Linked DNA regions of Homo sapiens: region 2 is linked to region 1. A link is a contact called in ENCODE Hi-C or POLR2A ChIA-PET data. All regions are on one chromosome and are shown on one strand. Each heading gives the region's core, a stretch centred on a gene start or an enhancer-like site at or near the end of the contact. The rest is flanking DNA. Distances are from core to core; before and after follow the strand shown.

Evidence for each region. A loop is a pair of places that touch in the nucleus more often than their neighbours do. ChIA-PET counts read pairs that join two places held with the same protein, here RNA polymerase II (POLR2A). Pooled maps may share reads with other maps.
Region 2: a map of CD14-positive monocyte shows a loop between it and region 1 (2.1-fold over the local background). The contact joins two enhancer-like sites. A Hi-C loop is called at or near these places in 5 of 168 maps with a recorded cell type or tissue (CD14-positive monocyte, IMR-90, PC-3 and 2 more), 1 of 37 single-sample maps with no recorded cell type and 3 of 50 pooled maps. POLR2A ChIA-PET finds 5 or more read pairs at or near these places in 8 of 52 experiments (B cell, BJ, CD4-positive, alpha-beta T cell and 5 more).

Annotation. Positions count from the first base shown.
Region 1 is chr16:12,009,209-12,012,349 of GRCh38, forward strand. The region is part of intron 3 of SNX29 (sorting nexin 29); the gene reads left to right. Among named protein-coding and RNA genes, the nearest start is that of SNX29, 34 kb to the left of the region's middle. Within about 2 kb of position 1,648, at least 4 of the 41 ENCODE cell types and tissues checked have a DNase peak (open chromatin) inside an H3K27ac peak, as active enhancers do; they include CD14-positive monocyte, where a contact is called at or near this core.
Region 2 is chr16:12,061,131-12,064,107 of GRCh38, forward strand. SNX29 (sorting nexin 29) reads left to right here. Exons shown (of 21, transcript NM_032167.5): 9 at 398-516. Among named protein-coding and RNA genes, the nearest start is that of SNX29, 86 kb to the left of the region's middle. Within about 2 kb of position 1,726, at least 20 of the 41 ENCODE cell types and tissues checked have a DNase peak (open chromatin) inside an H3K27ac peak, as active enhancers do; they include CD14-positive monocyte, where a contact is called at or near this core.

The DNA.
Region 1 (3,141 bases), core at 398-2,897:
ATCCTTACACCGAAAAAAAGCTGCCAAGGTGTTGGTGGATGAGTAATGTTTCGAGTAGAGACAGTGCTAGCAGGACAGAGCAGACCATTGCTGGATTTGGGAGCCTAAATGGTGCACCGTATTTTGCCAAAATACAAAATCCAAGGTGGATGTGTGTGAGCATGTTTTTGTATGTGTGTGTGGGTATGTGTGTGAGAGATATATATATGTATACATGTATATATATATTTTTATATGTGTGTGTGTATATATGTGTGTGTGTGTGTGTGTGTATATATATATATGTATATTTGATCTTGTGAGAGACGGACACCGTGAGATGCTGCCATCTTCACATGGAACATAAAACAGTATTGACATTAGGGGAAATGCAGGCGAGACTTGTTTTTTCCTTCAGATGGAGTCCTGAGAAGCCTCCCCAGGAGGAAGTGGTGGCAGCCGCTGGGCTCTGAAATGCGCGCTTCTCTTTGTTGGTGGTGTTTTCTAGCTCTGTTTTTCTCTAGGAACAAAGACTCGTTCTTATGGTTCATTGAAATTATTCCATGTTCTTTCAGTCAGACTGGCCTGTGAAGAAGCTTTAAGATATCTTTGGAATATTTTGCCCTCTAGAAATAATGGCCCAGGAGCTTTGTAGGCCCTAGAAGTTACCTCAAAGACTAGAAACGTGATTGTTCCGCCAAGGCGTCTTTGTCCCATACGGAATCAGAGGACGTGATCTGGAAGTTTTCCCTTCAAATTATGAACAGGAATGCTAACGGGGGCAGTGGAATCAGCATGGGCTTTGGAGCTTGGCATTTGAATCCTGGGTTTGCCAGTTCTGGGTTGTGTTGCGATTTTGGGCAAGTTTCTTTCTTGCACCTCAATATCCTCAACTCTGAAATGGGTAGTATAATGGTATTCACTTCAGAGGGTTGTTATGAGTCAGTTCATGTGCAACCCTTAAAACATTGCCTGGCAGGTAGTAAGTTTCCAGTAATTGTTAGCTGTTGTGATTTTCATTATAAGGATATGTAAGGTGTTTTGACACTTGGTAGACATTTACCACACACTCACACACTGGATCTCTTTGCCATATGGGTGGCAGTGAGTTGGCTTCAGGTATTCATCTGCATTTAGAAGTTGTTAATTATGGCCAGGTGCAGTGGCCCGCACTTGTAATCTCAAGCCCTTTGAGAGGCCAAGGTGGGAGGATCACTTGATCCCAGGAGTTCGAGACCAGCCTGGCCAACATGGCGAAACCCCATGTCTACAAAAAAACCAAAAATTAGCTAGCCAGGTGCGGTGGTGCAGGCCTGTGGTCTCAGCTACTCAAGAGGCTGAAGCGGGAGGATCACTTGAGCCTAGGAGGTCGAGGCTGCAGTGAGTCATCAACCCGCCATTGCACTCTAGCCTGGGCGATGTGAGACCTCGTCTCAAAACAAACAAACAAACAAACAAGAAATTGCTCTTTTTAATGAACTTTCAGGTGACTGTCAGAAGAAATCATAGGAGAGCATTTCTTCTCCTTTCAAAGCATGCAGAAAAGAATGATTTGTTTTGGTGATTTTTTTTTTTTTAACCTTTTGAGGAATTAGAATCAGTTTTGGACTTTTCAGGAAGCTAAAAACCAAAACCAGCTGCCCTTTGTTGTTCCTGATGTTATTCTTAATGCAGTTGAAAACTGTCACGTGTATCCCCCAGAGGACTTACGAAACGGAATGGCTTTTTCAGGCTTTTTTTTCTCTTTTAAATATCTCTGAATGTTTGTCATGTGATTTTTATGTTCCCTGCATCACAAGTTTCTTACCAGCCTCTAACTAGTTTGAGGTGTTGACTGGATGTTACGATTCTTGTCATCCTGACCAAAAATCCTGGGGTTCATTAATTGGACTCTCCCCCTCCCTTACCCCAAGTACTTTATTTCCACTTTGAGGCTCTGTAGTAGACAGTCCATATTGCATACTCTTTTATTTTACTGCTTGATTAAATGAATTGCTTGGGGTTTTTTTTTTTTTTTTTTTGAAAAAAGATTATTTCTAGCAATGGGGAACCTCCAGGACGTTTAACAAATCTAAGCCCATTTTTATATCTGATTTTTTTTTTTTTGAGACAGGATCGCACTCTGTCGCCCAGGCTGGAGTGCAGTGGCGTGATCTTGGCTCACTGCAACCTCTGCCTCCCAGGTTCTAGCGATTCTTGTGCCTCAGCCTCCGAGTAGCTGGGATTTTAGGGGTGTGTCACCACACCCAGCTAATTTTTGTGTTTTTAGTAGAGACGGGGTTTAACCATGTTGGCCAGGCTGTTCTCAAACTCCTAACCTCAGGTGATCCACCCTTCTTGGCCTCCCAAAGTGCTGGGATTATAGGCGTGAGTCACTATGCCTGGCCCTGAACCTATTTTTATATCTAAATTTAAATTAATATTTGTCTTACTTATATTGATAGTTGTTGAGAAATACTGCCTAGGCCATAATAAACATTATGTTAGCACCGTCATCTTCGTCATGAACCTGACAGTGGAGAGAGGTGGTGAGCATGGGGTGTGAGCTTTGGTGTCAGATATACTTACCTTCATGCCTCCTTCAGCCACAAATCACCAGTTACCAGCTGTGTAATTTTGGACTGACTTAGCTCCTTTAAACCTCGCATGCACCATCTGGAAAATCAGATAATAATAATGATACTCACTTGCTAGGGTTATAGTCAGGATTAGCTGTAATAATATTTGCTTGGTACACCCAGTTAAAACGTAATAAACTCAAAACTTTTTTTTGTATGACTAGACATACCTGTGTTTTTTGACAATTACTAGTAACTGAAGGTTGGAGGGATTGCCTCATTAATTCCTTCATTCAACAGGTATTTATTTATAGAGTACTATGTTGGCATTGGCGATGCAAATTGGATGAGATGGTTGCTGTCTTCAAGAAATTCAAAACTGAATCTGGGAGTTGGACATGTAAATTGTGGGCAATTATGGTGACCTGTAATAAATATTAGTTGTCATAGGGCGACAGCAGGGTTGTTAGCGGTCAAATAGGTGGGATAGGAATTTTAGGCAGAGGGAATAGCAGATGTGAAAGTGCAGGGATGTGGGGCAAAGTGGTGGGGTGCATGAATGAGTGTTGTTTGGTTTGGGAGATCAGTTGGAAAGTCAGCAGGT
Region 2 (2,977 bases), core at 476-2,975, 52 kb after region 1:
CCAGGCAGCCTTCCATGACCTTCCTGGAATGAGCTTTCTCCACAATCTGAGATGCCATTTACAGCTTCTTGCAGGATTATTTGGTTCATGTTCATGCCCCCCAACAGACTGCAGGCTCCCTCAGGGCAGGATCAACAGTATTCACTGGCTCTTTTGCCACCAGTAGGGAGCACAGTGCCTGGCATATAATAGGTGCTCAGTAAACACTGGTTGAGAGAACAAATGCAAGAGGTCTGGATCTGGACTCCACGCTCTACCTCCCAGCCCACACCTCCTTCTGTTCTCAGCCCTGCCTTGGCCTGGTTAGTTCTCAGGAGGGTGCTGTGGATGCTTGTTGGTGAGTCATGCGGCCTGTGGGCTCTTTGGCCTGTCCTGCAGCTGTATTCTTTCACCTTAGGCCACTGGAAGGGAACACCTGCCTCTCCCAGATGCACAGCTGGGCTCCGCTGAAGGTGCTGCACAATGACTCCGACATCCTCTTCCCTGTCAGTGGCGTGGGCTCCTACAGCCCAGCAGGTGGGTGTCTCCCGATTACTCCTTTCCTCCAATAAGAGCTTTGGCTTCGAGAACCAGCAGGAATGTCTGAGTTCCCTGGACAGGTAGGAATGGGAGCCGGGAGGCACGGGAGTCGGGGTGTGGTTCAGGGCCAGGGGGAGCTCACTGAGATGCAGAAGTGAGAGAGGGCTTGGCTTCTCTCCCTGAACCTGGGTATCCTGAGGTGCTCTCCGTGGAGTGAGTGTTGGGCTGAACCAGCTGGCAAGTCACCAGGGCCTGCAGGCCTGTTTTTCTCCCTTACCAGTGGCCCGTTGAACTTGGTCGTTTAAAAGCTGACCACAAATAGTGACCACGATTTTGCCTCTTTGGAGATGCAAGAAGGTAACTGAACCCCTGTCTGTAAAGGCCCTGCCACCCTGTGCAGAAAAGTGCTTGGGGATCAGGAAGTAGCTTGGTTAAAAGCTGTTTCTGGGCTGGGTGCGATATCTCATGCCTGTAATCCCAGCACTTTGTGAAGCCGAGGCGGGTGGATCACCTGAGGTCAGGAGTTTGAGACCAGCCTGGCCAACATGGTGAAGCCCTGTCTCTACTAAAAATACAAAAATTAGCTGGGTATGGTGGTGTGTGCCTGTAGTCCCAGCTACTCACGAGGCTGAGGCAGGAGAATTGCTTGAACCCGGGAGGTGGAGGTTGCAGTGAGCCGATATCGTGGCACTGTACACCACCCTGTGTGACAGTGAGACTCTGTCTCAAAATAAATAAATAAATAAATAAATAAATAAATAAATAAATAAATATGTCTCTGGTATGGGTAAGCATTTTTGCACCATTCCACACGGTTGAGCACGTGCCCGTGTGGTTTGTTATTGTTTTCTTTAGTGCAGGTCATGGGGAGGACGTGGTTGATCCCAGCTGGCCTGTGGGGTGCAGTGTAATGCAGCTGGCACAGCATCTGGCTCAGAGAAGTGCCCAGTTGCTGTCCCTGCCCTCAGAACACCGCTGGGTCAGAGAAGACTTGGCCCAACCTTCTTAGGCGCCTCCTCGTTTTCTTAGGAAGTGAATGTGCCTTCTCTGGGCCCAGATTTAGGAAATTATGACTGGAGCCCACTAATCACTCAGGAAGCTGTTGAAATTCTGAACTGGGGTGTAGATTCTTCCTGTCACTTGGCAGGGAGCATAAACCTACTCAAACTAGCTGAAGCACAGAGGCAGGGCGGGGACAGTCACTGGCAGCAGGACGGGGCCAGTCAGATGCAGTACTAGCTCTAGAAAGTTGAGTAAGCCTGAGTGCATTACTGCTCTGAGCGTCAGCATTCCTGGCTGTTAAATGAGGCTGAGTGCTTCCTGTCTGTCAGTTGCTGTGTCCTCATCTGGAAAATGGGGATGACAGTGACAATGAGAGCCAGCATTTGCAAAGCCAAAGGAGCCCTGCACTGCAGTGTGGCTGACCCTGATGAACTCATCTGCTCTTGAGCACAGTCCTGTGAGAGTGGGGGGTGTGATTATATCAGCTACCTTTGAGATCCACAGTGAAGGCGCCTTGAGTTAATCTGGGGAAGGTGCCAGGCACATGCCAAGGCCCCTGGTGAGAGCTTCAGGGACATCTTGTCCATGGCCCAGGAGCTGGGGCGTTGGCATGGAGGGGGCTTTCCTGACTTGGTGGGGTGCTGTCATCTTTCTTATGTGGCCTCCCTCCACTTCCTGATGGGGGTCTGCCCACCTCTTCTTTTCCTAGTCCATCTTTTTTTTTTTTTTTTTTTTTTTTTTGAGGTGGAGTCTCACTCTGTCACCCAGGCTGGAGTGCAATGGCATGATCTTGGCTCACTGCAACCTCCGCCTTCTGGGTTCAAGTGATTCTCCTGCCTCAGCTTCCAGATTAGCTGGGATTACAGGCATGCACCACCATGCCCGGCTAAATTCTTTTTGTATTTTTAGTAGAGATGGCGTTTCGCCATGTTGGCCAGACTGATCTCAAACTCCTGACCTCACGTGATCCACCTCCTTGGCCTCCCACAGTTGCTGGGATTATAGGCATGAGCCACCGTGCCCGGCCTTTTCTAGTCCGTCTTTGCTCCCTGTTCATTCTCATGCCCTCCTTGGCCCACACCATGCCTCAGTCACATGACCTTCCATACCAACTGGAATTTCTCATGGGTCTCAGTTGAGGTCCCCTAAAAGTGACAATCTCGTAGGCCTAGCTCATGTTTGCAGGCCAGGCCACCGAAGTCCTGCATTTCTAGACCATCCATGGTCCAAATAGCCAAAGGTTACGGGGTTGGTGACCTTGCTGATGCCTGTTCAGCGGCAGTGTAGATGCAGGCAGGTCATCTGAGGAGGGGCAGGGGCTGGGAGAGAGCAGGTGGTCCCAGGATGTGTCTAGGACCCCTGGGGAGTTTTGAATGTGTGTTCACAGGCTCTGTCTCATGAATCAATTTCCTGCTCACCTTGTCCCGTTCCCCATGGAGGGGTCTTGTAGTTGGGT